Regions from separate parts of the Homo sapiens genome. Here region 1 is linked to region 2. A link is a loop called in an ENCODE intact Hi-C map of the cell type or tissue named here. Cell type or tissue: ovary. All regions are shown on one strand. Each heading gives the region's core, and the rest is flanking DNA. Links, peaks and the distances in the headings are about the cores only. Region 1 has its middle 74 kb from the start of MIR4418. Region 2 has its middle 21 kb from the start of MIR4418.

Region 1 (16,417 bases), core at 4,540-12,539, 55 kb after region 2:
CTCTCTCCCCAGCAAAATGGGGGCATCACTAATGGGGATGCAGTGAGGACAGAAAGGGGCGGTACTGAGGGTACACCTGGTAGGAGCCCAACACCTGTGTGCTGCCCCCCACACACACTCAGGCACCCACACGAGTGAGAGCCCGCACACACCACAGACCCCGGAAGGACAGCAAGACTTCCTGGCCCCACACATGTGCCCTGGTTCACCCTCGTGCCCGTATGCACAAACACACACGCACGGTGCACTCATGAGTACACGCTGTAACCTGCGTGGGGTGGCTCTGTCAGCCGACCGGGTGGGTGAGAGGAGAAAGCCCCATCCCTTTTCAAGATAAACACAGGAAGTGAGGATCCCACAGTGTCAGGACAAGGTTGGGAGTCATCCATAAACTCCAGGCAGGGGTGGGGGATGGAGAGGGGCCCAGAGAGGGGAGGTGGGGTGTGGGAGTCTGGGCAGGGCCTGAGTTTGACATCTGTTGTCTTGGGTTCAGATGTGAAAAGTTGAAATGGTGACTAAGCTTGGGGGCTATCTTAGCTCTGTCTGTCTGTCTGCCTGTCTGTCTGGGACAATACTTCCCACCCTCACCCACCCCTCTCTCCCCAGTCCTGGGCTTAGTGAGCCAGGTGTTCAGGTCAATCGGAGGCCCAAGGGCCCCCAGCCAGGCCCCCACACTTAGGGAAGCCAGAACCTGTGCTCAGCAAATGCTTGCAAAGGCCATGAGTAGATGGAAAGAAACAGTCATCACGGATTCCAGGATGCTCCCGAATCCAGCACATGCTTGAGTGCGTCCCGGCCCAGCTCAGATCTCTGAGAGATTATCCTGGGGGTAGCTGCCAGGGACTGGCGCCCCAGCCTTCTCCTCCCAAGTCTCTGCTCCTACTTTCCTCAAAGCCTACTGAGTCCCAGGGGAAAGTAGCAACGGGGCCTCTGCCAGGCCAAGGCGGGTGGGAGGGCACAGGGCTGACCACTCAGGGCCTCTGGAGAATGTTGTTGGATGAATGAGCACTTGCTGTGTGCCAGGTACCTTACATCAGCCTTAAATACTTTTCTGGAACAAATCTAGGGTTGGGGGAGAGAAGGATGTTTTCTACCTCACCCCCTAGCCACGCAACTGCCCTCACTTTGCGATGAGGTTACTAGCTGGATCCAAGTCGCACAGTTATAGGTGGTGGCTCCCACCTGCAAGGGCAGAGGGACAGATGGAAACCTTTCTTGAAGCATTCTGTTATGAAACTCCCCACTCATTCCCCTGAGCAAGTGGGGTTGAGTATAGAGTTTCCCTTTCGAACACAATTGCCTGCCCATCTTTTGCTATCAGAAGCCTCCAACCCCACAGCTAGAGCCCCTGGACAGTCCGAGAGCCTGGGCACACCCCACCTCTGCCTGTTGGCCACTTGGGCAAGTTGCCCACATTCTTCACCCTCTCCCTGCACCGGTGCTTCAGGCGTACCTGGATTTCTTTGGCTTCTCATAACCTCACCTGTGCACCTCCCAACCATTATTTCATTTGCTTCTCCCAGCAAACCAGGAGATAGAAAGATTATGTCCATTTTGTCAATGAGGAGACTGAGGCCTGGAAAGGTCATACAGACAATTAGAAGCAGAGCCCAACCCACACCCAGGCAGATTCCAAACCCAACCCTCTTCTCCTAGTCCCAGCTCCTGCCTCTGCCACGGCTGCTGAGTCATTGGTGGTGGCAGCAAGGCTACTGCAGAGACCTCAGGGTCTGGGCTTCCTGTGGCTTCTGCCTTCCTTGTCACCTCCACCTTGCTACCAGCTTGGCCTCAGGCCCCAGACCCAGACTTCAAGCCCCATAAGGCCCAGCACTGCCTAGTCCTTGCCCGGGTACTCAAACAGCTCTCTCTCCCTTTGCTTTTTACTCAACACTTTCAGTCATGTGGTTCCTCTTTCAAATCCTCAAACTCTCTGTTTTTACCTACCCCAGGGATCTTACTGTTACTTCTATTTTTCTCTTTTAAAAAATGTATTCACTGGATGGATGTATGGGTGGGTGGATGAGTGATTGGATGGATGGATGAATGGATAGATGGATGGATGGGTGATTGAGTGGATGGATGGATGGATGATTGGATAGGTGATTGACTGGATGGGTGATTGAGTGGACGGATGGATGGATGGATGGATGGGTGATGGAGTGGACAGATGGGTAAATGGATAAAAATGAGTGATTGAGTGGATGGATGGTTGGATGGGTGGATGGATGGATGGATGGATGGATGGGTGACGGAGTGGACAGATGGGTAAATGGATAAAAATGAGTGATTGAGTGGATGGATGGATGGATGGGTGGATGGATGGATGGATGGATTGTTGAGTGGATGGATAGACTGGAGGGATGAAAGGGTGGTGGGTGAACAAACTTGACTGGATGAATGGATGGATGGATGGGTGGGTGGTTGAGTGGATGGTTAGACTAGAGGGATGACAGGGTGGTGGGTGAACAAATTTGACTGGATGGATGGATGGATGGGTGGATGGATGGATGGATGGATGGATGGAGGAATGAGATGGAAGGATGCTGCTACCGTTCTGCTCAGATTTTGGTCTTCTCTCTCCCCACCTAAGTGCCTTGTACCTACAGTTTTCACCCCCAACTCTAATTTGCCCGGTCCTGCAAAGTTTGAGGGAACAACTGGGAGACCACAGTAACCCTTCTCTTTGGTCCCCAGTTTCAATTCTCCTTGGGGTGTCCTGACAGCTCCTTTCAGGTCCCCAAATCAGCCTCTGGGAGGAAGGAGGCAGCCTTTGTCCTCAGTACAAATGCTTGAATATTTGAGCCTTTTGCCTGTTACAGTGACTCCCACTTTGGGGGTGGTTTTACATCTCTTTAATTGTCTTGAAACTAAAAACAAAACTGAAAATTTCCCTCAAATAATAATGCACTTTAAGGTTAATTAACTAAAATTACTTTTGGTGACTTGATCTTAAACTCTAAAAAACTAGAAAGATTGTTCTTTCTAGAAGTGTTCCAAAGTAAATTAATAAATTTTAAAGGGACACCCATCTCCTACCAAAACACCATGTAGTTAAGAGATCATTATTTAATCGCCCCCAAATCAAGCATGAATATCTATAAGCTGAGGAGCTAAACAACAAAGAAAAAGTGGAGCAAACAAAATCAGATACTCGGTGGGTGCAAAAACACTGAAGGGGGGCGTCAAAAGGTGAACAGGTCATTGGGTTAACAGAGTTTTAGGGAATGTAGCAGACACCCCATTTTTCTCTCCCAGATCCCTTATCCCAACTCAGAGAGACTAGAGCAGGAATCTTCACACCTGAGTTCTTGTCCAGGGGCAGCCTGTGAGCCCTGTGCTCACCTGGTCACAAGAGGCAATCACTAACACTCAGGAAGTACCTGCCTTCTTTGCCCTGGGCCAAGCCCCTCACACGAGGGCCTCACTTCATCCGGACCTCAGTATTGTGATCTCCATCTGCCAGGTGCAAAGCTGAGGCTCAAAACAGGAAGTGGCAGATCTAGGATCAAAGTTCACCTTAAAGAATATCTACCTCATATTCCCATGAATTAGGTAAAGCAACCAAAGTTTAGAGCAGACCAGACCACACAGCCAGCGAGGGCAGACTGGACTTCAGTTGTACAAACAGTAGTGCAAGTGTCGAGTGAATGAGACAGACAGTGGATGCCAGAGCCATCACATGGGAGATCAGTTTCTGCGGGGGTGTGAAGTGGTGGTGAATAGAAGGAGAGATAAACAGCACTGGTCAGGGAGGACTTCCTGGAGGAAGGGGGCATTGACCAACACAGAACATCTGGCAGGACCAGTATCCTCCTGAATTTCCATGGAGGTGGAGGAAAGGAGAACCCTTCTTTTCTCTCCTCCTGGGCTCTCTCGTGCAGTTGGAGTCAACAGAGTAGCCACTGGCCCCCCAACTTTGAGTAAAACCCCATCCCCCAGCAGGGCAAGAGGGGCAGAAGCAGCCAGCAGCCTCCCATCAAGCCTTGACAGGAGTTGTCACCAGTGCAGAGCCAGCGGAGTGTGGTGGGGCCCTGTCTGGCCCCAGCCCCACTGTTTACCTGTCTGGGTTGTTGCTGGAACCATTCATCTCAGTGAAGGATGACATGGCCTCCCTCCTCCCTCCTCCTGCTCAGCTCCTCCACTGGGCATCCACTTCTGCAGATCTCCAGAATGCTCCAAGCCTCCTAGATGCACCCCCTGCATGCCTGCTCCTTCCTGGCCAGCCTTGCCCCAGGTGTGCTCTTCCTCCCATTCTCACCCATGTGCTGAATAAGCAGAGTGCCACTGGCCACATCAAGAGCTACCTGTGTGGCTGCGGCCCTGCTGGGTGCCAGGCTCTGTGATAAGGAAACACCTGATGGCCATCACTTCTTGATCCCTCATCTACATGGTGGCTATGAAGGAAGAGAAAAACAGGTGATCACATTTCTGTGTGATCAGTGAGGTGGGAGAGTCCATATTAGTTATAGTGATCAGACCACGGAGATTGGAGCTGCTAATTCTGCCAAAGGAAGTGGACAGGGATGGGAAAGTGGAGATGGATGGGTGGATGAGTGGTTGAGTGGATGGATGGATTTGTTCACCCACCACCCTTTCATCCCTCCAGGCTATCCATCCACTCAACCACCCATCCATCCTTCCATCCATCCACTCAATCACTCATTTATCCATTTACCCATCTGCGCATTCAATCTCCATCCATTCATCCATCCATCCATCCACTCAATCACTCATCCACTCAATCACCCATCCATTCATCCACCCATCCACTCAGTCACCTATCCATTCATCCATCCATCTACTCAATCACCCATCCATTCAATCAGCTATCCATTCATCCATCCATCCACTCAATCACCCATCCATTCAATCAGCTATTCATTCATCCATCCATCCACTCAATCACCTATCCAGTCAATCACCTATCCATTCATCCATCCATCCATCCATCCATCCATCCATCCATCCATCCATCCACTCAATCACTCATCCACTCATTCACCTATCCATCCATCCACCCATCCATCCACTCAATCACCCGTCCAGTCAATCACCTATCCATTCATCCATCCATCCACTCAATCACCCATCCATCCATCCATCCATCCATCCATCCATCCATCCATCCATCCACTCAATCACTCATCCACTCAATCACCCATCCATTCATCCACCCATCCACTCAATCACCCATCCACTCAATCACCTATCTATTCATCCATCCATCTACTCAATCACCCATCTATTCAATCACCTATCCATTCATCCATCCATCCACTCAATCACTCATCCACTCATTCACCTATCCATCCATCCATCCATCCATCCATCCATCCATCCATCCACCCATCCATCCACTCAATCACCCATCCAATCAATCACCTATCCATTCATCCATCCATCCACTCAATCACCCATCCACTCAATCACCTATCCATTCATCCCTCCATCCACTCAATCACCCATTCAGTCAATCACCTATCCATTCATCCATCCATCCACTCAATCACCCATCCAGTCAATCACCTATCCATTCATCCATCCATCCACTCAATCACCCATCCATCCATCCATCCATCCATCCATCCATCCACTCAATCACTCATCCACTCAATCACCTATCCATTCACCCGTTCATCCATCCATCCACTCAATCACCCATCCAATCAATCACCTATCCATTATGCATCCATCCACTCAATCACTCCTCCACTCAATCACCTATCCATTCATCCATCCATCCACTCAATCACCTATCCATTCATCCCTCCATCCACTCAATCACCCATCCAGTCAATCACCTATCCATTCATCCATCCATCCACTCAATCACCCATCCATCCATCCATCCATCCATCCATCCATCCATCCATCCATCCACTCAATCACTCATTCACTCATTCACCTATCCATCCGTCCATCTCTATGGGAAAGCCATAGAGAGGGGACCATCAAGGATGTCCTTGAAGGAGGGGAGGGTGTTTTCAGGTAGACCAAGGATAAAGCATTCCAGGCAGATGCAGGGTACCATGAGCACATGCACCTGGATACTCCACACATAACCAGCAGTCAGGAGTGACCAGGTGTCTGTGTGTGGAAAGGGGCTGGCAACTTCCACAGGGCTTTTTGAGCACCCTCCTTCTGGAAAGCCCCCTGGTCACTGGTCCTCAACCCCTTCCAGGTTCCTGTAGCATTTGCAGATCGTACTTATAAGACCCTTAAAAGAACAAAACTCACCTTCTGTTGTAACTCTCCCAGCCCATGTTTCCACTATCTGAGGATCACAGACCCCTTGAAGGCAAGAGTTGTGTCTTATATTTCCTGACATTTGTTATCCTCAACCCCTGGCCCTGTGTTTAGTACAATTGTGAAAGCATACTTGATGTTCAAAAAAGATTCATTAAAGTGGCCGGGCAGGGTGGCTCATGCCCATCCTCCTAGTGCTTTGGGAAGCCCAGGAGGAGGATCACTTGAGGCCAGGAGTTTGAGATCAGCCTGGACAGTGTAGTGAGACCTCATCTCTACCCAAAGAAAAAAAATTAGCTGGGTGGTGATGTGCACCTATAGTCCCAGCTACCCTGGAGGTTGAGGTGGGAGGATCACTTGAGCCCAAGAGTTTGAGGTGAGCCCAAGAGTTCGAGGCCACAGTGAGCTGAGATCATGCCACTACACTCCAGTCTGGGTGATGTCATCTCTATTTAAAAACACAAAAATTAATTAATGGAAGCCTTGGTGAATGGATGGGTCGCTGACATCTCTGCAGGTGTGTGTGTGATAAGACCACGCATGGTGAATTCTCAGGACATAGCAGGTGTTCAGGAGATGATGGTTCAGGCCACTATCCTCCTCGCTCATGTGACTCTCAGGAGCCAGGGTGCCTCAGAGCTCACAGGGGACAGAGCTGAATGGGGGGACACTTCGCCTTCCACTTTCTCATCTGTGATGTGGGCAAATAGGAGGTTTCTTCCAGCTAGGACGGCGTTTGGGTCCCGAGCCCTCTGTCTCTCATGCTGCTGCCTAAACTCAGGACACCCGCGGTACGGTGGTTATGCACATGGGTTCTTGGGACTGGCACGCCTGGGTCTGGAACTCAGCTCCCTCCTGTACCCACCATGAATGCTTGGAATGGTCCCTGCCCCTCACTGAGCTTCAGGGTCCCCATCTCTAATCAAAGACTCTGGAGGCCCTTCCCTGGTGAGTTTTCATGGAATGAATGAGATGCAGTGTGCATAGGGGTCCACAGTACTCTCAGTAAATGTTACTGTCATAACCATATTTTAACATCCTAAGAATACCCCCTCCTCCAGGAAGCCTCCTCTGACTGAGCCTAACAGAGGTAAGAATTTCCCCCTTTTTGCTTCTGCTCAGCAGCTCCCAGCTCATATTCTGTAAGCTCTCAGTTTAGGATAGAACAGCAAAGCTGCTCTGGCCCTAGTTCTGGCCCCAACTCCAGTACCAGCTCTGGCCCCAACCCTGGAGTCCAGAGAAGTCTCGTTTGGGCAGTTTAAGTCAGAGGGTCATTTCTGGGCCTGGGCTCCAGGTTCCATTCAAATGGGGGATCCCAGAGGGTGCGGACCATGTCCTGTAAATTCACCCCAGCGGCTCCAGGAAGGCTCCTTGGGGTGTGAGACATGCTGGTGGCCAGCTACCCCCCAGCTGGAGTCCTCACGCTGAAGGCGAGACAGCCTCAGCGGCGGTGGCACTGGCTGTGCCTGACACCCTCACCCGGGACATCAGGCTGCCCTGCCCAGTCACCCACAGGGCTGAGGCCTCACCACATTTGCTGCAATACCCGCTGCCCTTGGGCTCACGGCCATCCTATCTGCGGCAGCCTCTGTGTGAACTCTGCCCCGTGACCCCAGCTGGAATGGAGGATGCCTTCTCCAGCAGCCTCCCATCGGTAGCCAGCAGCAGGGCAGGGCGGGGGCGGGAGCCACGGGACACTGGGGGCTGGGCCAGGCTGCACTGGGAAAAGGGGCGCTTTAGTCCTCAGAAGACCCTGATGGAGACTGCCTTCCCCATGGCCTCTTTGCTCAAAGGTCTGGTCAGAACCCCTGTGAGCATGGAGTCAGGGGATCCCCAGAAAGCAGCGCTGGAGGAGGGGGCCTGCTCACCCTGGGGGAATGGGACCTTCACAATTTAGGTAGGAAAAGAGAAGTGGCTCGGCAGAGAGCCTGCTCCCCACACCCGCTCACCCTGGCCACAGATGTCCTCCCCAGCCCCCTACATCACACCTTGTTGATTTGTCTTCTCCTTAGCCCTTCCCACAACCTGAAACCCCCCACCACACTGTGAGCACCACAGTGTGAGAACAGACATTGTCTGGTTTGTCACATGTCCCCAGTGTCTGGAACAAAGCCTGGCACACGGTGAATGCTCAATAAATACTCATTAGATTAATGACCATACTCATTTAATCCTTACACCCACCCTTCGCTGTAGGCAACATCAGTTCTATTTTGCAGATGGGGAGACTGAGGCTCCAAGAAAAGAGGGGAATTGGCTACTCTGCAAACCCGGTAACCAGCAAAACCTAAATCAAACCCAGGCCTCTCACCTCTTGACCACAAGCCGGCGTGTGATGACACCAACTGGTTGGGTTCAGCATAAAGAAAGAAACAGAGGAACACACTGGCCTGCTGGCTTCTGCTCCCCTCAGGCTGCTTCCCCAGGCAGGTTGTGCAGGCTTTTGTTGGGGTAGGGGGTGGATTTTATTCCCTGAGTTAAGTAACCTGTGATCAACCCCTTGTGTTAACAGCTATCATGTGTAGCCTCAGCCTCCTGCCTTGCCCCTGAGAGGATCTGTGTTAAATTGACACCAGCGATGAACAGTGTGGCTGAGAGGCAGGGATGGGCAAGGAGGGGCAGGAAGCAGGGGCTGGTCTGTGGCCTGTGGACGTGGATAGAGGCTCTGGCCTGGAATTGACTGGATGCATGTTATGTGTACCAAGCGCTGTTCCCAGCACTTCTCATGCATCATCCCAGTTCATCCTCACGACCATCCTTGAAGATCCTCAGCATCATTCTCCCCAGTGTCTGGATGAGGCAGCTGAGCCCAGGAGAGGTTGAGCTACTTGCCCAAAGTCACACAGCTGGAAAGTCAAGAAGCCAGCACTTGGGACCCAGGCGCTGTGGCTCCAGAGCCCACCCATGGCTCTCCCATGTCTGGGGGAGGAACACAGCTTCAGAGCTGGATTCCAACCTGAGTTGCATTGTGTACAAGCTGCCTGAGCCAGCTGCTTAATCTCTCTGAGCCTCGGTTTCCTCAGCTGTGCAATGTGGACACAATACCCACTTTGCAGGGTCCCAATGAGGCAAGGGGTAGAAAGGGCATGGACTGTGCCTGGCACATGGAAGGGGTATGACAAATGGGGGTGGCACTTGTGGTTCATGTCCCATGGCCCGTGAGTGTGCCATGACTGATGTTTCCACTCTAGTTTCATTTTCTAGAAATGCAGGGTCAGTTACAAGTCAGTGAAATCAGCCTCAGCCCAGTCTCAGTCCTTTCTCTGTATCCTGATGGTGCCTGAAATTCTGCCACTGGGGCAGCATTCCCTGAATTGAAAGCTGTGTTCCCGGGTGAAATGCAACTTCCCACGGGTGTTATTATGGCTGGGGAAGGAAGTGATGCTGCACATGATGGCTGTTTTTGTTTTTGTTTTTTGAGGCGGAGTTTCACTCATTACCTAGGCTGGAGTGCAATGGTGTGATCTCGGCTCACTGCCCCCTTCCCGGGTTCTAGTGATTCTCCTGCCTCAGTCTCCCGAGTATCTGGGATTTCAGGCACACACCACCATGCCAGGCTAATGTTTTGTATTTTTAGTAGAGACGAGGTTTCACCATGTTGTCCAGGCTGGTCTTGAACTCCTGACCTCAGGTGATCCACCCTCCTTGGCCTCTCAAAGTGCTGGGGTTACAGGTGTGAGCCACCCCACCCACCCAGCTGTTCGTAGTCATTTTCACCTCCATGTGAATGGAGATTCCAGAATTGCATGCCTTGGTGAAGTGGTCCCCAGAAAACAGGCAGAAAGGGGGTGACTTTGCCAACCTCACAGTTTTCTGCCTGTCCAATGGCAGCCTTGGGTCATAGCCCACGCCCTTGGATACCTTCTTTCGCAGGCCAGGTTTAGAATCCCGAGCACTTCCCTTTCCACCCAAGATGGTGATCTGAATATGACTCTTAGTTCATATTGATAATAACACTTTACTTTGTGTGGCACTCTTTTCTCTTGTTTCTCCAGTGTGAGCATTACACCCCATTTCACAGATGAGGAAACTGAGGCCCGGCGGGAAGTGGCTGGCAGTACCAAAGCCTGGGCTCAGAGCCAGCTCCGGGGCTTTCTCTGGGGCTTGGGCCTGATGGGCCTCCCCCGGGACCACCACTGTCCCCCTGCCCACACTCTTTCCCAACAGAGAGGCCCAGCCCCTGGGCCAGGCTGGGAATGATCTAGGGGGAGGCCCACCCGCCCTGTGTCAAGGCCGTGTGTAAGTGTTTTATTGTTTGCCCGCAGAGGTGTGAATGAAGTAATGGGCCTTCTCCAGCACTCCATCCGTCTCAGGCTGACAGCCGCGCTCCGAGCCCAGGCTGCTCTGTGTAAACGCTGTCACCCTGCCATCCCCGAGCAGGCAGCTTCCTCCGGGAAACTGTAATCAGGGCCTCCCGCACCCGCAGCTGGCCCTGTCCGCAGCTCATAAATCACGCTGCCTTCCCGGAAAGCAGAGGGAGAGACAGACAGGGTGACGGGAGACAGACGAGGCCGGGCGAGGAAGAGACGATGGGGAGGCCGGTGGGGAGAGAGGGAGGCAGTGAAGGCAGGCTGAGCAGGCAGGCAAGCAGGGCGGAGGAACGAGCAGAGATGAGCAGGGAGCAAGGCTGAAGGAGGAGAGGAAAGGAGAGAGAGTGAGAGACACAGAGGCAGAGGGAGAAAAGAGGCAGGAAACAGAGGTACGAGAGAGAGAGAGTCCCACAGAGGGGACACAGAGATAAGGAGACAGAGAAAGGGAGACAGACTCAGAGACAAAGAGAAAAGCAGAAACAGAGACCAGAAGAAAGGTAAGAAGCCAGCAGGGGAAACGCGGAGTGACAGAAACGAAGTGGAGCCAGAGGGAGTGGACAGAGAGAGGGACACACACCTGACAGGTGGCCTCGGCTGGGGACGAGGGACAGGGGTCCAGCCCATCATTTAGAGGAGGGGACCAGGAGGCAGCAGCCTTGCTTCAGCTGACAGGTCCTACAGCTCCCCCTGGCCTGGGCCCCTCCTGGTGCTCAGACCCCCCTCCCTCCACACCTGACCCAGCCAGAGTTTGCAGCCAGCCAGTGGGAGGGCTGCATGGGTGGGAGAGAGGAGGAGGGAGAAGGGGGGAACCTCCTGGACTCCCACTCCAGGGGTCCCCACCCCAGTCCCACTTTCACCCTAGGAGGTCACAGTGAACCTTTGAGGGAAGACAAGTCACTTAGCCAGCAGCCCTCGGGACACCTGGGCCTTGCAGGCACCCGCATGCTCCACACACTCTCACGTCCCCCGGTGTCCACACACACTCAGGCCGCAGGCACATGGGTGAGTGGCCGTGCACACCTGTTGGGAGATTCCCACAGGGTGGACAGGGAGACGATGGGGCTCAAAGCCCTGCTGGCCAGGTGGCCACAGCCCTGGCTGCCACGGGAAAGGCCTTCCAGAACTGGGAGAGAATGTTTCAGGCAGCATTCAGCCTAGCAAGGGATTATTTTCCCAGTTTAAGTCATGAAAGTTGATTTAAAAAAAAATCTCTCTGCCACCAAGCCCTATTATAGGCTGTCAGGATCTAGTGGGAAACAAAATCAAATTTCTGTCTCCTCGACTCCACATCTAGTCAGAGAGACAGACAATCAGCTTACAGAGCAAGCAGCCAGCGCATCACAGAATGAGCGCTGCGGAAGCCCGAACTGTGGGGAAAGAATCAGGGTTTGACTCCGTTATGAAAGGTGGTCAGCAAAGCCCTCACTGGGAGGGGGACCTCTGAGCAGAAACTCGAGGAAAGTGAGGGGGCGGGGGAACAGCATGTGCAAAGGCCCCGAGGCAGGAATGTCCTTGGCACATCTGTGGCTGCAGCAGAGTGGGCAAGGGGAAGTGGGTTAGGGGGTAAGGTCAGGTCCCAGGGGACCTTGATGGCCATTGTAAGGACTTTGACTCTCCATGTGAATGCCAGGGGAAGTCACTAGGGGTGAAGATGACTTGAGCTGACGCATCTGCAAGGGGGCCTCTGGCTGCTGTTTTGAGAACAGACTAAAGCAGGTGGGGGTGGGGAGAGGGCAGAGCAGAGAGCCCCGGGAGGAGGTGATGGGCGACCGAGGCGGAGGTGAGGGAACTCATTCAGGCGAGAGGCGACGGCGCCTGGATGGGGCGGCTGCAGTGGAGCAGGGAGATGTGGTCAGATTTTGGATGTGTTAGATTTGCTGATCGACTGGATGTGTGAGAAATAGAGGTCAAAGATGAATTCAAGGTTTCTGGCCAGAGCGACTGGAAAGAGAGAGTCGCCGTTGACTGTCATGGGAAAGATGGTGAGGATTTGAGGGCTGGGTTTGGATGGGTTCAGTGCAAAAAGCCTCTTGTGCCTCTAAGCGGAGACGATGAGTAGGCAGCAGAGGCTGCTCCCGGGTGATCCAGGGGCTGCGGACTTGGACTTGGAAGCAGCCAGGCTGCAGTTGGTATACAAAGTCACGGAGCTGGATAAGGTTAGCTGGCGATCGAGTGCAGATCGTCCAAAGACTGGGGCTCTATGCCTCATGCGGAGGCTGGAGAGAGAAAGCAAATGCAGGAAGATGAAACAGGAGACTCAGTGAGATACAAGGAGAGCCAAGAGACAGCAGCATCTCAAAGCCAAGTCGAGGAAGTGTTTTAAGGAGTTGATCAGCAATCCTGCTGAGAAGCCAAGAAAGTGGAGCCCTGAGGATGGGCCGTTGGATTTAGCAGCATGGAGGCCACTGGAGACCTGGACAGGAGCAGTTTTGGGGGACATATCGACAGTGAAAACATGACTGGAGTGTGGGCTTGCAGAAGACTGAGAGAAGAGGAACCGGAGACAATGAGTTCAGACAGTTCTTTGGGGGAAGTTTTGATAAATAAGAAGCAAAAAGAAGTGGGAGGGGTGTGGAATCAAGACAAGGTTTAAAAAAAATAACCTTTTTACTTTGGAATAATTTTAGATTTCTAGAAAAATTGCAAAGATACTACAGAGAGTTCCCACATACCCTTCACGCCGCTTTCCCAAATGCTAACATCTTCCTTAACCACAGCTATGTGCATCAGTTGGCGTATCAGTTCCGTCCGTCCCTGGTGCATCAGCTCCATCCACCCCTGGTGCATTAGCTCCATCCACCCCTGGTGCATCAGCTCCATCCACCCCAGGAGCATCAGCGTCGTCCACCCCAGGTGCATCAGCTCCATCCACCCCCTGGGGCATCAGCTCCATCAACACCTGGTGCATCAGCGCCATCCACCACTGGTGCATCAGCTATGTCCACCCCTGCTGAATCAGCTCCATCCAACGCTGGTGCATCAGCTCTGTCTACCCCTGGTGCATCAGCTCTGTCTACCCCTGGTGCACCAGCTCCATCCACCCCTGGAGCATCAGCTCCATCCACTGCTGGTGCATCAGCTCCATCCACCCCTGGTACATCAGCTCTGTCCAACGCTGGTGCATCAGCTCCATCCACCCCCGGTACACCAGCTCCATCCAACACTGGTGCATCAGCTCCGTCCACCCCTGGTGCACAAGCTCCGTCCACCCCTGGTGCATCAGCTCCATCCGCCCCTAGTGCGTCTCCTCTGTCCACCCCTGGTGCACCAGCTCCATCCACCCCTGGTGCATCCGTTCCGTCCACCCCTGGTACACCAGCTCCATCCAGCTTCGCTGCATCGCTATGGGCCTTGAAATGTGCCAGGTGAGTGTGGTGGAGCATAGTCTAGCTGGGAACAAAGAAGTAGAAAAGGCAAGTCAGAGGCATAGAGCCAGGAGGGGTCAAGCAGGGGACCTGGGACAGGACTTGGCCTCACTATGTCCTAGTGAGTGGGGATTGGTGGTTAACTCTAGCCCTCTGCCTGCTCCCCACTTTCTTTGTTTGTGCCTATAATTCACTTTATGTATAAGGTGAGCTTTGCTCTTTTCAACCGACCATACTAATGTCTCCAAAATGAATGGATGAATGAATCCCATTCTTCTGTAAGACCCAAAGCCAACATCTTGATGCTTGGTTGCAGAGATCAACATTGGCACCCAAATCAAGACTTTACACACACACACGTACCCACACATGCAATCACACACACACACACACACACACAATCACACACGGGCACCTTGCAAATTGCTCTCCCCACCCCTCTTCTGGAAACTACAATTTTACCCTCATACAAGTCCGCAGTCCCTTATCTAAAACCCTTGGGGTCAGATACATTTCAGACTTCAGAATGTGTCTGATTTTAGAAGGGGAATTTGGTGCATATACCATAGATTTCATAATAACCTCTGTAGGGCCTGAGCAGCACTCAGTAAGCAAACGTGACTATTTCTGCAGTGAAATGTGTGAATATTCACAGTAAGTGGGGGAAAATAAAGGCCATAAATAGCCTCATGACATTTCAAGTTGTGTTTTACCAGACTTATGAGTTAATAGAAAACACGGCCTTTGGAGCTTCTTGGATTTCAGGATCGCAGGTGAGTGCCTCTCACGAGTCCCTCAGCCAGGTGGGCTGCTCAGCCCTGATGTACACCAACCCACATATTTGTTCACTTGTAATAAATGTCAAGAGCCATATTCTTGCCATGGGAGCAGAAGGGACGGGGCTGTGTGTGTGCGTGCGTGTGCGTGTGCGTGTGCATGCGCACCTACATACACGTCCACATACCAGGAACATTCTTGCCTCTTTCAGTCCTTGAATTTTTCTCTTTCAAGGCTGGAGGGAGCCTCAAAAGCATCTCTTGAATCTTCTCAACAACACCCTCATCGAGTGGCTACCCAGCTTCTGCTGCTGCAGCTGCCCTGAACTCCATCCTTCTCCATGACCCCTCCTCCTTCCTGTCTCCTCCCTAAGCATCTCTTTCCTATCTCTTCTAGACCTTCACCACCTTTGTCTTCTTCCTCTTCTTCCTCCCCCTCCTCTCCCTCCCTTCCTCTCCTCCTCCTCTTTTGTCCCAGGAAACAAGGCTAGAAAATCAAGCAGCCCCAGAGGTCATATTCATCAGCAAAATTCTCCCAGTGGGACCTGGTAGCACATTGAAAACTTGGGCCACTTCGGCTTCTGCAAGAGGCAGCCAAGCCCCAGCTTTTGTGCAGCCAAACTTCTGGCCAGTGAGTTTACTTAAGAGGAGGGTTCTGGATCACTCGAGCCTGGGAATGTCAAATCTACAGTAAGCCATGATCATACCAGTGCACTCCAGCCTGGGAAACAGAGCAAGACCTTATCTTAAAAAAAAAAAGAAAAAAGAAGAAGAAGAAGAAGAAAGAAGGAGAAGGAGAAGAAGAAGAGGCCGGGAGCGGTGGCTCACGCCTGTAATCCCAGCACTTTGGGAAGCTGAGGCGGGTGGATCATGAGGTCAAGAGATCGAGACCGTCCTGGCTAATACAGTGAAACCCCGTCTCTATTAAAAATACAAAAAAAAAAAAATTAGCCGGGTGTGGTGGTGGGCACCTGTGGTCTCAGTTACTCGGGAGGCTGAGACAGGAGAATGGCATGAACCCAGAGGAGGAGGTTGCAGTGAGCCAAGATTGCGCCACTGCACTCCAGCCTGGGCAACAGAGCGAGACTCCATTTCAAAAAAAAAAAAAAAGAAGAAGAAGAGTTCCCTGCCGCCTACTCCCTTCCGCCTTCAGAAAGGACTAACCTGATTGGGCCTGTAGATACTCAGACAGACGCTCCCTGGCCTTAGAGTCTCTTCTTTCGTTTTTATTATTTTAAAATGAGAAATATTTAAAGTTTTACATTTTTTTTTACCAAGTAGTTCAAAAAAAGATGAATTATTTTTAAAGCTTCTTATTTTGAGATCATTCGAACCTACAGAAGAGTTGCAAGAGAATAGTACAAAGAATTCCTGGGTATCTTTTGTCCATATTCAGCATTTCGGACATTTTGCTGTATTTGCTTTCTCATTCTATGTATATATATTCCCTTTTTCTGAACCATTTGAAAGTAGGCCGTGTGATGCTACTGTTTGCCTTCCTACTTAAGTGAGTATTTTCTAAGAATGAAGATCTTCTCTTATATAATCTAGAATATATAATTTCACAATCCAGGATATTTAATATCGATACAGTGTTTCTATCTAATTCACAGTTCTCCTCCCTGATTTAAACGTCCCTTTCTTCACATTTTCTTGAATGATCATCTATGTTTGGGGGAAATCCATGGTGCTGAGTCCAGCCATGGTGCCCCTGGGTTAG
Region 2 (16,417 bases), core at 2,811-10,810:
GGGTGATGTCCCTTTCAGCTCTAACATTGAATTTGACTGATCATTCATTCAGTCAACAAACATGTATTGAGCACCTGTTATGTGCCAGGCTCTGCTCCAGGTGTTCGGGTTATCAATGAGCCAATGAGAGGGAGACAGACAAATTCTACTCTCAAGGAGCTTGTACTCTTGATGGAGAGATAGTGAATACACTAACAGTAAATAAGGTAATTCCATTTTTATTTTTATTACTTTTATTTTTCTTTCTTTCCTTTTTTTTTTTTTTTTTGAGACAGAGTCTCGCTCTGTCACCCAGGCTGGAGGGCAGTGGTGTGATCACAGCTCTCTGCAGCCTCGACTTTCCAGCCTCAGGTGATCCTCCCACCTCAGCCTCTCAAGTATGTAGGACTACAGGTGCATTCCACCATGCCTGGCTAATTTTTTTGTACAGATGGGGTCTCCTTCTGTTGCCCAGGCTGGTCTTAAACTCCTAGGCTCCAGGAATCTGCCTGCCTCAGCCTCCCAAAGTACTGGGATTACAGGTGTGAGCCACCACACCAGCCTATTTTTATTTTTTTCTAAAAGGTCACCTTGGTTTCAGAAAATAATTTCAGATATCAAGAAGGAACAATAAAACACTGCCATGTGAGAGAGAGAAAGATGCTTTAGATGGGGTGATCAGAGAAGGGCTCCCTGATGAGGTGCTGTTTGAGCTGAGACCTGAAGGATGAGCTCCATCTTGTGAGGATCTAGAAAGCTCCATCGTGTGAGGATCTAGAAGAGCAGGCAAGGCTGAGGGAATGGCAAGTGCAAAGGCCCTGAGGTGGGACTGAGGTGGGAGTGACCAAGGGATGGAAAGAAGTCCAGCGTGGCTGGGGTGGTGAACAAGGGGAGAGTTGTATGAGGTGAGAAAGGGGAGGTGGGCAGGGTGGATGGCTCTCAGTCAGGGAGGCACCACCCTCCCCAGTGAATATTTTCTAGTTGTCACAGGGACTGGGGGACAAACTACTGGCATTTGGTGCTGGGAGGGATGACAAATGTTCTGCAATACCCAGAAGTCCCACACAATACTGTAATTTCCCCCATTAAGAAACATCGGGGCCAGGCGCAGTGGCTCATATCTGTAATCCCAGCACTTTGGGAGGCCGAGATGGGCAGATTGTTTGAGCCCCAGAGTTCGTGACCATCCTGGACAACATGGCAAGGCCCTATCTCTATTTTTAAAAATGCAAAAATTAGCTAGGTGTGAAGGCGTGTGCCTGTAGTCCCAGCTACTCGGGAGGCTGAGGTGAGAGGATCACCTGAGCCTGGGGGGTGGAGGCTGCAGTGAGTCAAGATTGCATCATTGCACTCTAGCCTGAGTGAGTGACAGAGTGTAACCCTGTCTCAAAAAAAAAAAAAAAAAGAAAGAAAGAAAGAAAGGAAGAAGGGAAGAAAGAAAAAAAAGAAAGAAAGAAAGGAAGAAGGGAAGAAAGAAAAAAAAGCAAGAAAGAAACATCGGATCCCATTTCATACCATTAAGATGGCTACTATCAAAAAAACAGAAAATAGCTAGTGTTGGCAGGGATGTGGAGAAACTGGAAGCTTTGTGGACATTCCATTTGTGCTGGGAATGTGAAATGGTGCAACCACTGTAGAATACAGTATGGTGGTTCCTCAAAAAAATCAAACAGAATTACCATATGATGCAGCAATTTCACTTCTAGGTGTGTACCCCAAAGAAATGAAAACAGGTTTTTTGTTTGTTTGTTTGTTTTGAGATGGAGTCTCGCTCTGTCACCCAGGCTGGAGTGCAGTGGTGTGATCTCGGTTCATGGCAACTTGTGCCTCCTGGGTTCAAGCAGTTCTCCTACCTCAGCCTTCTGAGTAGCTGGGATTATAGCTGGCTGCCACCACGCCTGGCTAATTTTTTTTTTTTTTTTAAGAGACGAGGTTTCACCATGTTGGCCAGGCTTGTCTTGAACTCCTGACCTCAAGAGATCTGCCCGCTTCAGCCTCCCAAAGTGTTGGGACTACAGGTGTGAGCCGCTGTGCCCAGCTGAAAACAGGGTCTTGAAGAGATAGTTGCACACCTATGTTCATAGCAGCACTATTCACAATAGCCAAAAGGTGAAGGCACCCCAGGCGTCCACTGATGGATGAATGGATATGCACAATGTGGTATCTCCGTACAGTGGAATATTATTCAGCCCTGAAGAAGAAGAAAATTCTAACACATGCTGCAACATGGATGAACTTTGGGGACATTATATCCAGTGAAATAAGCCAGGCACAAAATGACAAATATGGTATGATTCCAGTTATATGAGGCACTTAAGGGAGTCAGATTCATAGAGGCAGAAAGTAGGATGGTGGCTGCCAGGAGCTGGGGAGGAGAGGAAACTGGGAGTTATTGTTTAACGACAGAGATGAGTATGGGAAGATGAAAAAGTTCTGGAGGTGGAAGCACAACCATGTGAATGTGCTTCACACTAGTAAACTGTGCACTTAAAGATGGTTAAGATGGTAAATTTTAAGTTACATATATTTTACTACAATTTGAAAAGAAACATTGGGCCTGATGCGGTGGCTCACACCTGTAATCTCAGCACTTTAGGAGGCCGAGGCAGGTGGATCACTTGAGGTCAGGAGTTTGAGACCAGCCTGGCCAACATGGGGAAACCTCGTCTCTACTAAAAATATTAAAAAATTAACTGGGGGTGGTGGTAGGCGCCTGTACTCCCAGCTACTTGGGAGGCTGAGGCAGGAGAATCACTAGAACCAGGGAGGCGGAGGTTGCAGTGAGCTGTGATTTCACAACTGTACTCCAGCCTGGGCAACAAAGCGAGACTCCATCTCAAAAAAAAAAAAAAAAAGAAAAGAAAAGAAAAAAGAAACATTTGATCATCTTTTCTCCTTGGCTGAGTGTGGATATTTTTCTATTTTTCTAAGAGTAATGGGATACCATTAGACGGGTGATGGCCCTAAATATCTGGGCTGTTGTGTTTTGTTGCTGGGCTGTTGTGTTTTGTCTACCATATGAAGAAAGGGTGCCAGGGTAGTGGACGCAGACAGGCCAGTGAGGAGACTGAGAAGTTGGCTGGGAGAGAGGGTGGCTTGGACTAGGGCAGTAGCGGCAGATGTGGTGAGAGGTGGGTGGATTCTGGAGGGACTGTGGAGGAGCATCACAGGACCGGTGGCGGATTGAATGGGAAGGCAAGAGGAAGTGTCACTGGTGGGGAGCCTTGGGGAAGGCTCCCTCCATATGTGACTTCAGAGCTCACATTACATGCTCAGCACATGCTGGAGAGATGACAAAGGGGCTGCGCTCCTGTCTGGTGGGAATTTAGGGAAGTCTGACCACACCATCTCCAGGCTGGGCGAAGCCACTGAAGGCTTGAAAGGATTTTGAGACTTCCTCATGCCATCCTCCATCCTCCTGCCTCCAGACCAGACAGACTCATCCTCTCCCCAAACCCCAGCTCCAAGGGACAGCACACTGGAGGATTCAGAACCTGCGCCCACCCCCACCCCCCATATCCATGCAGGGGGTCACTATGAAGTGCCCTGTGACAGAGGCTTTCTAATTTCCCAAGACATGGTCATAGCCGCGGGCCATGTGATGGTCTTAGCATGCCTGAGGGGTTGGCCAGGAAGGTTTCCCCTCCATCACACAGCTGAGGACATAGACTCTCAGAGTAACATGTGCCTCATCCATGAAGATGTGTGTAGCTCCCCAGATGGCACATCCATCCTCGGCTTTCCAGATGACAGGAGGAGTTGAAGCAGGGAGTTAAGGGGAAGTGCCTGGCCGAGGGAAGCCAGGCTGGGGAACATGGGTATGAGGCTGGGTTGTCACTGTGAAGTATGGGGCGGGGGCCTGGCAGCCTTGAAGAGCCAAGAGGGCATTTCCCTCTTTTTCTCCAAGCACAAAGCAAGGGTTTCTGAGCTCCGCAGCTGCAGTCTCCTCCCAGGGCGGGCTCAGTGACCACTCCAGAGCGGCCCTGGACGTTGCTGCCCTCTGACAACCTGGAAGCCATCAGTTCTCTCTCCTGCAAACTGCAGAACTTGGGCAATTTGGGCAGGTCAGGCTGCAATTTTCTCTGCAGGGCTGCAGGATTGGTGCACACATGAGTTTGGAGCATGCAGATGCGGACATCAGAGGTGTTCCTACATCTTTGAATCTCATCTCGGCCTTTTTTGGCTAAGTCCAGGAATGTGTCTGGCTTCAGACCATTGGCGTCACAGCTGCAAACTAGAGACTTCCAGAGCTGGGAGTAACCGAGAGCTCCTCTCATCCATCCTTTTGCCTTCAGGGGCACTTCCGCCCTCCCCCGAAGACCATCCCAGCCAAAGGGAATGTTATCTTTTCCCCAAAGAGCTCCTTTCCTCTCCCTCGGGCCTTCATTCCTGTGGGGAGCAACTTCCAGCCAAAGACCTCTTCCCACGGATTGTAGCCAACTTTAATCCTGCCTGCCCAGCCCATGCTCCTGCTTCTGATGGCAGCACCCTTAGAGAGGCCCCCTCCCCACTCTCAAGTTGTGAGTTGGGTGGGGTTTACCTTGAGTGCACCTGTGGCCCAAGCCTGGCCAATGAGAGCACCACATTCCTCTCGTCTTGTCTCAGGGTTTGTTTGGGGGTGAGTAAGTGATCAAATCAAGGCAAATCAGATTAAGTTCTGGGATTTCGCTGCAACAACGGAGAAGGAGGTGTCCTTTCAGTTGGGTTTGCTGTTAGGATGGAAGCCTAAAGTTGCCATCATTTGGAGAAAGCCTACCTGAGAGTGGATCCAACACAGAGGAAAACAGGTTGGAGGCCTGGAGAGAGACAGCTCCTGACAACTGCAGTTGAGTACTTGGATCCAGCCATGCCTGAAGCTAAAAACCATGGACATTTTAGATATGTGAACTGATAAACTCCCCTTCCTGCCAGTTTCAGTGAGGTTTCAGTCATTTGCAGCAAAGGTGCTCCAACCCCACCCTAGGTCCTTCCTTCTGCCCCACAGCCTTTGTCCTTTGGCTCTGCCCACAGTGGGGCTGGAGAGTCTCTGGCCATGCCCTTAGCAGGAGATTCCTTCATCTCCTTGAGTCTGCTGGTCAATTGCTGCTCAACATCTGTGTCTCCACTTGGACTCACCCTGCTCCTCTCACTGTTTTCTCTTTGGTTTACTGTTATTCAGAATCCTTCCCATTGCAGCTGAGAGAAGCCACATCACATCATCTTGAGCAAAAAAGGGGACTTGCTGGCCTGGGGAATTGCCCTGAGGAGTAGGGCTAGGGGGCTGGAATCACAGCTCAGGGCCAACAGGATTATCTCTGTCTGTCATTCACCCTTGCTGTCTCTGCTTCCCTGTGGGGCTGGCCTCATTCTCTCCCTTCTGTGAGGTGGAGAACTTGGCTACCATCAGCCCAGCTTGGGAACCCCAGTCTAAAACCAGAGAGCTGTTTTCTTCTAAGATCCATATGTCAGTTCCAAGGAAGAACTGACTGACCTTGTTTGGGCCATGTGCCTGCGGGGCAATCACTGCAGCCAAGGAAGTGGGGGACAATCATTGACCAAGTCTGGGTCATGTGGATGAGGCATTGGGGTTCAGTAATTGACAGACTTATGTAAGGAAGGAAGAACAGTTTCCCACAGGGGACCAGGTGGCTGATAGTAAATTAAGGTTGGGGTAAGAGGGATGCTGGGCAGAAAAGAGCAAGAGATATCCACCCCAGATACCACTATCATCACAACCATCATCTCCATCTGCCAGCATCTCCTGAATCCCTACTATGGGCCTGGCTCTGGGAGGAATCCATCCATCCAACCATCCATCCATCCATCCATCCATCCAGCCAGCCAGCCAGCCATCCACCCACTCACCCATCTATCCATCCATCCATCCATATATCTATCCATCCATCCATCCATCCATCCATCCATCCATCCACCCACCCATCTATCCATCCATCCATTCATCCATGCATGCATGCATGCATCCATCCATCCATCCATCCATCCAGCACTGATTCTGCACCAGGCCCATCTATCCATCCATCCATCCATCCATTCATCCATCCATCCATCTAGCACTGACTCTGCACCAGACCCCGAGCTAGAAACACAATAGTGAGTCTCATCTCACTCAGAGATAGGGACTTCAGCCCTAGTTCAGCCTAGAGGGGAAGAACATTTAAGAAGCCATTATATTCCCCTGGGGTAAGAGCACTTTTAGGGAAGTATAATGGACTCAGAGCAGGGCCAGCTAATGTAGTTTTGGCAGAGTGGTCTGGAAGGGTTTCCAGGAGGAGGTGACAGTTAAGCAGAGACCTAAAGGAAGAGCAGGAGGTAACCAAGTGAAGAATAAAAAGAGTCTCCAGGAGAGGTGACACTGGGAGGGCAGGAGTTTCTGCCCCTGTGGCGTTGACAGTGATGTGGGAAGACAGGACTCCTCCCTTCCCTCACTCAGCAGTGCTAACAGGGCCCAGGATGGCCTCACCCTGGGCTGGGCCTGGGATCTGGAAGTGAGATCGCCTGGGCCCCTTCCCCCAGGAGCTCCTGATTCACTAGGGGAGGCAGGTGTGTGGTGTAAGAAGAGCACCGCATGGAGGAGGCGGTCTGGAGGAGAGCAGGGGTGCGGTGGGTGCTCCAGGGAGGAGGCTAAGTCTGCACTCAGCCTTGACAAGAGGCACTCACTGGGAAAAATGAAGCCACAGGTTCCGGATCGTCAGGGCTGGTGCCTCGCATCCTCCATCCTCATAACTCCCAGTGTGTGGGTGTCCTGAACTGTGTCCTCCTGACCACCCCTCACTCCTGGAGAAGCCTCCACACCAGCCCTCCTTGGTCAGGGTCAGCCTGTCCTCTCTCCTTGTGCTCCCGCGGAGGTGTAGGAAGATGTCCGTTCCGGATGCTGATGAAGAGGAAGGTAGGTACTTGGGCAGGGAAGGTAGAATATGGAGGTTTGGTGAGGATCTGAGGTCAGGAGATGGGATTCAGGGCCTCCTTCAGCTACAGACTCACGGTGTGACCTTGGGCAAGTCCCCGCCCTCTCCGGGCCTTGGTTGATCCCTCGGTTTGGATGGGAGAGTTCACAGGCCTTGTTCCGGCGCCATTTCTGTGCATTTGGAGGTGGGGCTGCACTGGGGCTCCTGGCTCCTGGCCGCGCCGCCTTGCAGCCTACAGGTCCTGAGTCATCTTCCAGGCAGCGGGTGACCTCTCCATACCCCTGTCTCCCCGCAGCCCCGTGACCCTGGGCGGCGCGCAGGGCCAGGCCGTCCCAGGCGGGCTGCACAGTGGAAATCACAATATTGACCCAGCGCGCAGGAAGTGGGGAGGACAGGCCGCCGGGGTTCCCGGCCCGGGGGGAGACAGCTCGCTGAGTGATGAGCTCGGAGCCAAGCTCTCCCTCCCTCCTGGGTCACCGCACCGCTGCCCGCCGCCAGGGCTGTTCCTCTTGGCTCCAGGGCCCCCCTCCCTGGACCTCCCTCCTACACATTCCCCCGGCCCAGGCCCCAGAGGGGAGCTGCTGGTGAGCTCCAGGCCTCAGGGCCTCTCGGGCCCTGCCTCCCTCTAGCCCAAGTCCCGGTTCCCTTGTGCTTCCAGCATCTGAGGGGCCAAAACTGGAACTGCACCCTCACAGGCCACTGACCTTTGGAATAGTCCTGCCTCCCATTTAACAGATGGGGGAACTGAGGCTTAGAAAGGTACTCAGCCAGTTGTATCAGAGCCAGGATCCACACTCAGATCTGTCCAACTCCTGGCCAGTGCTCTGTCTACGCCGTGAGTGAGTTATCGTCGGTCGTGATAATAGTGTGAGTAATAAACTGCTCAGTTAGTGAAGTTTTTGGTCTCACGCAGCCCTCTTGCCTGCCCTAGGAGCGGTTCTGACTTTACAGACGAGGAAGCTAAGGCTTAGAGGTGGTGAGATAACTTTCCCAAGGACACAGCCCGGGAGCAGCAGGGCTGGGATTTGAACTGTGGTCCGCCTGATCTGTCTGTTCTGCCAAGCTGTGGGGCAGGAGGGGCCTGTCCTTGAAGGTCTACTCAAATGCCACCTCCCCTGGGGGGCCCCAGGACCACCTGTAGATTGTGCTCCCCCAGAGGGGTTCCTTGGGGACAATGTAGCCCACAGCCTTGCTCTCCAGTGAGGGGGCCCTCAGTTGGTGTTGCCTGGGGGTCTGGCCGTGGGGTTTGGAGGCTGGTGGGTCAACCCTGCTGGTGGGTTGAGCTGGACCAGGAAGTGCTGCTCAGGGGTGAGCACCCTCCAGGGGGCGTGGTGAAGTAGAGGGGAAATACTCCTGGGCTTGGAGCTGGGGACCTGGAGCCCCTCCCTAACCTCCCAGGGTCTTGGTTTCCTCATTCATAGAAAAGGGCTTGGGGTCCATTTGAAGGCCTACTCCCCAATACCAGAGACTTAGTAGAGCTTTGGGCTTCTATTTCTTCCAGCTCCCTTCCCACAAGCTGGGTGTCATGGGGGAAAGGGTTTACAGAGCTCTCACTGGGCTCTGATTAAGTTTTCTACCCAGGGTTTTCACTATAAGGAGTCACCAATGAAAATCTGCCAATGTGCTTCTTCTAGGGCTGCTGTTGAGGGTGTTTTCTGATTCATCACATGACCCCATTATGAGGAACCCCAGGAAAAATTCGCCGAGAATTCAGTGTAGGCAATTTGCATGAAGTCTGAGAAATTGGTATAATTTTATATTTTGGACACTGATTGTGTCTGTGTGTGTGCATGCTTGCCTGAGTGTTTACATCTTTGTTTTGCCCATGATGAAGCTCAAGGCTAAAACTATGACACATGACAGTGTGGGACTTCCTGATCCAGGTCACCTCCCCTTCCCCTTGCCACAGGCCCCAGAATATAATTTTCATTTATTGACCTACTGTGCAGCATGAAGATACAGCCCTTTACCGATTTCCTCATTTCCTTTGTGCCAGGGTGAAAACTGACTTTCAGAACGTGAACAAGGTGCATGATGGATTTATCCATTAGTGATGTCTGCCATGGGCACACGAAGGGAAGTACTGGTGCATATGCCTCATTTTTGCCTTCCCTCATTCAATCAATGTATAATATTGTATCTAATCATATTTTCTATTTAACCATATATAATTTCATAAGCTGCCTTTAAACCTTTGTGGAACAAGACTTTGTATAAATAATGGTAATTCATTGCAAATAACCATTAGGTTCTTTAACATAGGTTATATTACTATGTCCTTACCATCTCTCTGCAGGAGAAAATGGGTGGGTCATATGGCACCTTTGTGCATATTCGAAAACTATGCCCCTCTGGGCAATAATGGCTTAGTGAGCAGAGCACAGGGTAGATTTTAGCCCCATTCACTTCATCACCCAGGTGTATTTGTTCAGTGCATGACCTTAACAACCACACACAGCAACCCTATTCAGTGTCTTGCCAAATCCCATGGTTATATCCTTCACTCCAAATCCAGTTCTCATTTTATTATATGCAGCACACAGACCATATTCTGGGTCTTGGACATCTATTCAGGCTCCAGGATGGTTGGCATTTGGTCTCAGGCTAAGTGAGGCAGTGGAAGGAAGAACAGCGTAAACAACTTAGCTTGCGTTTGTGCCACAAACAGGCAACATTCCTGCTGGTGCCTGTCCCTGCCTGCCAGATTCCAGTGAGGATCCTGGGCTATGAATAGTCCCAGTGATGCCCTCTCAGAGGACCCACTGGACTTCCCGCAGGCCCGGTCCTTGGCCTCCACCCCACACTGGCCACTGGGAAATCAGGGACAAGACCTCTTCCCTGGCACCTTCATCCTGCATGTTTCTTCCCGCTTGCTTTCCGCCCGGGATTACCGCCGGGGCTGGGCTTCTGCACGTGGCTGTTGCTTGGGCCCCCACGTGGGCTGCTTGAAAAACATCTCTCTGAAAGCAGAGAAAGTGTGAGCCGTCAAGAAGGAGCGTGTGGAAGGAGAGAGGTCCTCGGAGGAGGGGAAATTTACAGCATTCATTTGGCCCATTCTAAGGACACCGTGAGGCCTGCATGAAATGCCTTCCGGAGGTGAGCACCGGTATTTTACTGCCTAAAATCCAATGTCAGTGCTTCCATGCCCTTGGAGATTACCTCCCCCACCCCCTCCTGTGACAGATAAGGAAACTGAGGCCCATGATGGAAAGTGACTTGCCTAAGCCTGTACAGCTGAGTGAAAAATCCCAGGCACTGATAGGGGAGGCCCTGAGTGCAAGCTAAGTTCTCTGGACCTGATATGTGCATGATGTCAGGGCTGGAGACACAGGTGGATGCCCCGTTTGGTTCCCTGAACTGTCAGCCTACTATGTGCTTTAGCATAGATTATATTACTGTGTTCTCACCGTATCTCTGTAGGAGAAAATGAGTGGGTCATTATAGAGACAGAAACTCAGGTTCAGAGTCGGGACCACTGCAGGCCCTTAGGGCACCTTTGTATATATTAGAAAAATATGCCCCTCTGGGCAATCATGGCTTGGTGAGCAGAGCACAGAAGGCCAGAGAGTCTGACTCACTTGCCAAAGGTCACACTGCACCACAGCAGAGGAGAAAGCCATGTGATCATGGTCAGGAAGACCCTGTTCAGAGGCCAACAGTCTGGGTTCTGTGAATACCACCCACTGGCTCTGTGACCTTAGCCAAGTGACTTTGTCTCTCTGAGCCTCAATTTCCTCACTGATAAAATAGGAGTAGTAACTGTAAGGCTGTTATGAAGACTTGGTAAGACAATACAGGGAAGCGCTCAGCACAGTCTTGGGATAGCCTCATGCCAATGAATAGTCGTGCCAATGTCAGTGTGATTATCACTACCAACAGAAGTAGGCGGTTATAGCAGACATTTCTTGGATTGGTTGCCAGAGTCCAACTTCTGGATTCCTTGGGGCAAATGGCCATGCCTTCTGTGTGCCATCTCGGTGGGGATGGTGGTGGTAGGGGTAGTTCTAGGTGCTCCTCTCCCTCTGTGAGAATAGAGGGAGCCACAGCCCCCCTCCGTCACCCCCATCCAGCGCACACTCCCACTTGACCAGCTGCCTGTGCTCTGCTAAGTCTTTGAATCTTGAGCGTTGATCCAAGGTCAAAAGGAACAACGGCTGGGGATTTGTTGTTGTTGTTATGGTGGTTGTAGCAATGTCTTAATCAGCCTTTTCCTGTCATCAGATGCCCGTGGATTTATTCATTCAGCAGCTATCCCCGGAGCTCCACTTGGAGCCAGGCACCAGGCAGGGGGCTCAGGTCCCGGAAGTGCCCACAACAGGCAGCTCCCTGCTCCCCTCATTCCAGTCCTTCCAGAGCCTCCCTGAGACCTGCCTCTCCTGAGCTTACTCCTCCAGCCTCCTGTTGGTTCAGAGAGCCCCTGTGCTCCTTCTAGTACATTCCCCTCTGCTTATGTCAGCCAGGGCTGACTTGGCTGCTGACGATGAGGGAGGCCTGGCTAATTCCAGGCCATGGTGGGCTTGAACCTTACGCTTCTCTGTCTCCCATGCCTGGGCTCTTCCTGCCATCATCCTCCCTCCTGGTACCCACAGTCATCTCTATGCCTGAGCCCTGTAGACCTCAAGGCTGACCTTGGTGGGACCAACCAAGTCACAGGATTTGTCTGAGAAGAACCGGGGTATGAAGAGTTTTGTGGGTTTGAGATGCCATAAAACTGTCCAACAACAATGACTTCCAAACTACCTCCCTCTGAGCTGTGGTGTCTGCAGAGATCCCTCATGGGCTGTCAGGATTTGAGAGTGCGTTGGGGCAGTTGAGTACAAGGGCTCACTCCCTTCCCTACCCCCACACCTATTTTAACCAGAGTGGCTTTACCTAGCACAGTATTCAAGAGGCATGCCCTCTGGGACCACGCTGCCTGGGTTTGGATCCCATCTCCACCACGCATGAGCTATATGACCTTGGATAAGTCACTTATCACTCTGTACCTCAGTTTCCTCATCGGTAACACGAGAATGGAGAGACCTCAGAATGGTGCAGTGACGATTCTAGGAACGTATGCTACCTAAGGCTTCAAAAGTGCTGGCCTGTGATGAGTCTTCAACACACGAGAACTACTGTTACTCTTGCTTTTCCTAGTGGGTTTCAGCGGAATATTCCATAAGAAAAAAGAAGGGTCTTTTTTGTTGTTTAAGAAATGTCTGGGAATCTGCCCCCCGGTGCCCTCTTGGGCATGACCCCCTAGACCCACCTGGCGCTGGTGTCTTCCTCCAGCACAACGCTCCTCTGTGGGATAATTCCCAGCTCGAAAAAGCCACTCGACATTTCTGTGAGAAGTCACTCCTTGCTGATGTTCTCACTCCAGGCCATTTCAGGGCGTCTGGCCTTGTGGCCAACGTGGAGAAGCAGGTGGCAGCTGCCCCAGCTCTGGTGCTGAGCTCCCTGGGCAGCGAGATTCTGTTCTGCCCTGCAAGATGGACCTTTTACACAGGCATTTGGGCAACTGAGGGCTTTGTTGGGCCCAGCTTCTCAACACATCAAAAAAGTTTTCTGGCTGATGTCGCTGGTGTGGGGTGGGAGTAGAGACCTCCCCTCCCCTCCCCTCCCCTCCCCATCCCCCGACTCCCCTCACCTCTCTTCTGTCCCTGCCGCTCCTGCGTTTGTTGTTTGTTACCATTTGCATGGCTTCCTTTATTTAAACACATAAACAATGAAACTTAAAGAGCACCGATTCTGGAGTCAGACACAAATGGTTCCTGTCCTGGCTTTGCCATTTATTGGCTGTGTGTCTTAGAACAAGGTGCTCGACCTCTCTGTTCCTGTCTCTCCATCTGGGAAATAAGGATGGTGAGAAACTGAAACAGCAGGGAGGACTGAGTGAGCTCATGCATGTGAAGCACTGAGTGAGTGCTCAGGAAATGTAAGCTTCTGTTTTTTTTTTAAATTATTTAATTTTTATATAGAGACGGGATCTCACTATGTTGCCCAGGCTGATCTTGAACTCCTGAGCTCAAACGATCCTTCCACCTCAGCATCCTGAAGTGCTGGATTACAGGCACAAGCCACTGCTCCCAGCCAAATGTGAGCTTCTGTGAGGCCTGGGTTTAATGTGGTACAGGAAGGGGAAGCAACTCCATAGGAGGGAGCCAGGGAAGGCTTCTCAGAGGAGATGATGTTTGGACTGAGTCTTGATGGATGTATAGGAGAGTGTCAGGAGAAGGGCAGCTCAGGCAGAGTAAGCCCAGAGGCCTGGAATTGTCTGGTGTCTTGGGAACAGCATATCATTCCAGAGGCCTGAAAGGTGGGATGGGACTTTTAGGGGAAGCAGTTGGAGGCAAGGCCTGAGAGGTGAGCAGGGCCACATCATGTGGGGCCTTTGGGCCAAGTTAAATGTATCCTGAGGGCAGTAGGGAGCCATGGAAGGGTTTGAGAAGGGGAGTGACCTGGTCTGCTTTAAGTTCTAGAAAGACAACTCAGCAGTGGCATGGAGAATGGGCTGGAAAGGGGGACTCTGCAGCCCCTTGCAGTCACGGTGGTGAGGCTCAGAAGGAGACAGGATGTCAGCAAAGCTCTTTGACCTGGGCCTGGCAGTCATCACTCTGGTCCCATCTGGTCAGGGTGGCTGAGCTGACCTCCACCCCACGGCCCGAGGCCGCTGCTCTGAAGGCCCGCCGAGCTGGCTGGAGAAGAGGCCGAATGCAGCCTGCAACGGGGAAGTAGAAATATTTGCTCAGCTGCAAGGACAAGCTCGAGTCTCTCCTTCCACATGAAGGGGAAAGACGCTGGCCAGGCTGGGGTCTGTCCACGGTTCTCCCGCGGCTCCCAGAGCTCGCCCCCGCCCCTCCATTTCTGCCTTTGAGCCATCCAGCAAAAGTGTCCCTGCTCTTCCCTGCAACAACCACTCAGAGCTCTGAAGTCAGCGAACATGACCTTTCTCCTTTTCTTCTCCAATTGAACACACCCAGCTCTTTCATCTTTCCCTCATGTGACAGGGACTGACCTTTATTTTTATTTTTAGAGAAATGTCCAGATTCAGCAGCCATTGATTCAAATCTTTTTTTTTCAACTAGCTGACACAGACAAGGCACCATAAGCATTTAGAGCCAGGACTTTGATGTGAGGCAGCCTGGGCTTGAATCCCAGCCTGAGCTCTGCCACCACTCTGCTGTGTGACCTTGGACAAGTCGCTTAATCTTTCTGAGCCTCACTGGGCCTTTTCTCTAAGGAGGTATTTGTAACCCCTTTCTCAAAGAGTTGTTGAAGGAGCCAATGAACAAGTATTTACAAAGTGCTTAGGACAGTGTCTGGCATGTAGTAGGTGCTCAGTAAGTAGTAGCTACTATTGTCTATGTCCCTGGACACCTCAGCCCCTCTTCAGCTTCCTTTAATTCATGGTACTAGGCAGCTGTGCATTCACCAACTGCCAGGCCTTGATTCAACACTTCTGGGCTCAGAAGACTCTAAGATGGTCCCTCCCCAGGGGACAGGCATGGTGGCTCATGCCTGTAATCCCAGCACTTTGGGAGGCTGAGGTGGGAAGAGCACCTGAGCCTGGACAACAGAGTTCAGGAGTTCAAGGCCAGCCTGGGCAACAGAGCAAGACCCTGTCTCTACAACAATTTTAAAAATTAGCTGGGTGTGGTCATGCATGTGCCTGTAGTCCTAGCTACTCAGGAGGCTGAGGTGGGAGGATTGCTTGAGCCCAGGAGGTTGAGGCTGCAGTAAGCTGAGATCACACCATGGCACTCAAGCCTGGGCAACAGACCCTGTCTCAAAAAATGCAAAAACAAGAACAAAAAATTAAAAAAAAGATGATCCCCAGTGATTTTTACCTATTTTTATTTTAACTTTCATCTCCTGCTATTATGCCTTGTGTCATCCCCTCCCCTTGAATTGGGGAGGACCTGTGACTTGTTTCTAACCAGCAGAGGTGACAGGATGTCACTTCTGGGATGACGTTTGGTGAGATTGTATCTTCCTTCTTGCTGGTAGCCTCTCTCCCTGGCTGGCTTGCTGCAGCCAGCTGCTATGCTGTAAGCAGCCCCATGGAGAGGCCCGTTTGGCAAGGAGCTGAGGGTGGTCTACAGCCAATACTAGCAAGACAACCTACAAGGAACTGAATGCTGCTGTGATACTATGAATATTAAAAATATATATTTATTCTTCATCTCTGATTCCTGGCTCAGAGCTTCTGAAATGCTTGTAATTTCCTGCACGATGGGATGATAGGAGCATCTGTTGTTATAATATTTAGTCTTAGTCCCTGGTTCCTGGCGTAAGAGCTTTTAAGACCCTTGGAATCTCTGGAGTGATGAATATCTTTTGTATGCTGATGAGATGACTGGTGGTTGGGGGTCCCTAGATAGCTTCAGGACTGGGGCTGGTTGCCAGAAAGACTGAGGCAAGATGAGAAGGTTGGAACTTTCAGCCCTATCCCCCAGAGCTCTGGGGAAGAAAGAAGGGCTGGAGATTGAGTTTATCACCAATGGCCAATGATTTGATCAATCATGCCTACATAATGGAACCTCCATAAAATCCCTAAACAACAGGTTTGGCGATCTGGGTTGGTGAACACATTGAGGTGCTGCCAGGATGGTACATTGAGAGGGCATGGAGGCTCTGCACCCTCCCACAACACACCCTGCCCTATGCAACTCTTCCATTTGGCTGTCCTTGAGTTGTATTTTTTTTATAATAAACCAGTAGTAGTAAGTAAAGTGCTTCCTGAGTGCTGTGAGTCTTTCTAGCAAATTATAGAGAGGTGGTCATGGGAACTCCTGATTTATAGCTTGTTGGTCAGAAGTACAGGAGGCCCAGAACTTGCAATTGGTGCCTGGGTGGGAGCGGTCTTGCCAGACTGAGCCCTTAACCTGTGGGGACAGATGCTAACTCCCAGTAGTTAGTGTCAGACTTGAATGGAATCATTGGACACCTAGTTGATATCTGGAGAGTTGGAGAACTGGTTATTGTGGTATGGAAAAAACCCCGACACATTTGGTGTGAGAGGTGTTGCACTGTAAAATAGTTCAGCCCTGCCAACAACCACATGAGCTTGGAAGTGGATTCTTCCCCATTTGGTCCTTCAGATGAGACCCTGACCTTGGCTGACATCTCAATTGCAGCTTTGCACAGGACTCAGGTAAGCTATGCCCAGACTCCAGACCCACAGAAACTGTGAGATAATAAATGTGTTTAATTAAATTAAATTAATTAATTAATTAATTTTTATTTTTTTGAGACAGAGTTTCACTTTGTTGCCCAGGCTGGAGTGCAGTGGCACAATCTCGGCTCACTGCAACCTCCGCCTTTTGGGTTCAAGCGATTCTCATCCCTCAGCCTCCTGAGAAGCTGGGATTCCCGGTGCGTAACACTGCGCCTGGTTAATTTTTTGTATTTTAGTAGAGATGGGGTTTCATCATGTTGGCCAGGCTGGTCTCGAACTCCTGACTTCAAGTGATCTGCCCACCTTGGCCTCCCAAAATGCTGGGATTACAAGTGTGAGTCACCATGCCTGGCCATAAACGTGTTTTAAAAGC

The links. Peaks named below come from ENCODE experiments on the same cell type or tissue, not always from the same donor. Only the 100,000 strongest peaks of a DNase experiment are listed, where the experiment ranks them.
Region 1: a loop joins it to region 2, with 1.9 times the contacts of the local background. A loop is called at or near these places in 2 of 110 quality-filtered maps.

The regions. Positions count from the first base shown.
Region 1 is chr1:22,331,595-22,348,011 of GRCh38, forward strand. No RefSeq gene overlaps it. Among named protein-coding and RNA genes, the nearest start is that of MIR4418, 74 kb to the left of the region's middle. In ovary, for the core only: no CTCF peak of the experiment used is centred there; DNase peaks (open chromatin) are centred at 7,830 and 10,708.
Region 2 is chr1:22,278,548-22,294,964 of GRCh38, forward strand. No RefSeq gene overlaps it. Among named protein-coding and RNA genes, the nearest start is that of MIR4418, 21 kb to the left of the region's middle. RefSeq lists enhancers at 8,099-8,598, 13,579-14,078. In ovary, for the core only: no CTCF peak of the experiment used is centred there; a DNase peak (open chromatin) is centred at 7,363; H3K27ac peaks cover 607 bases.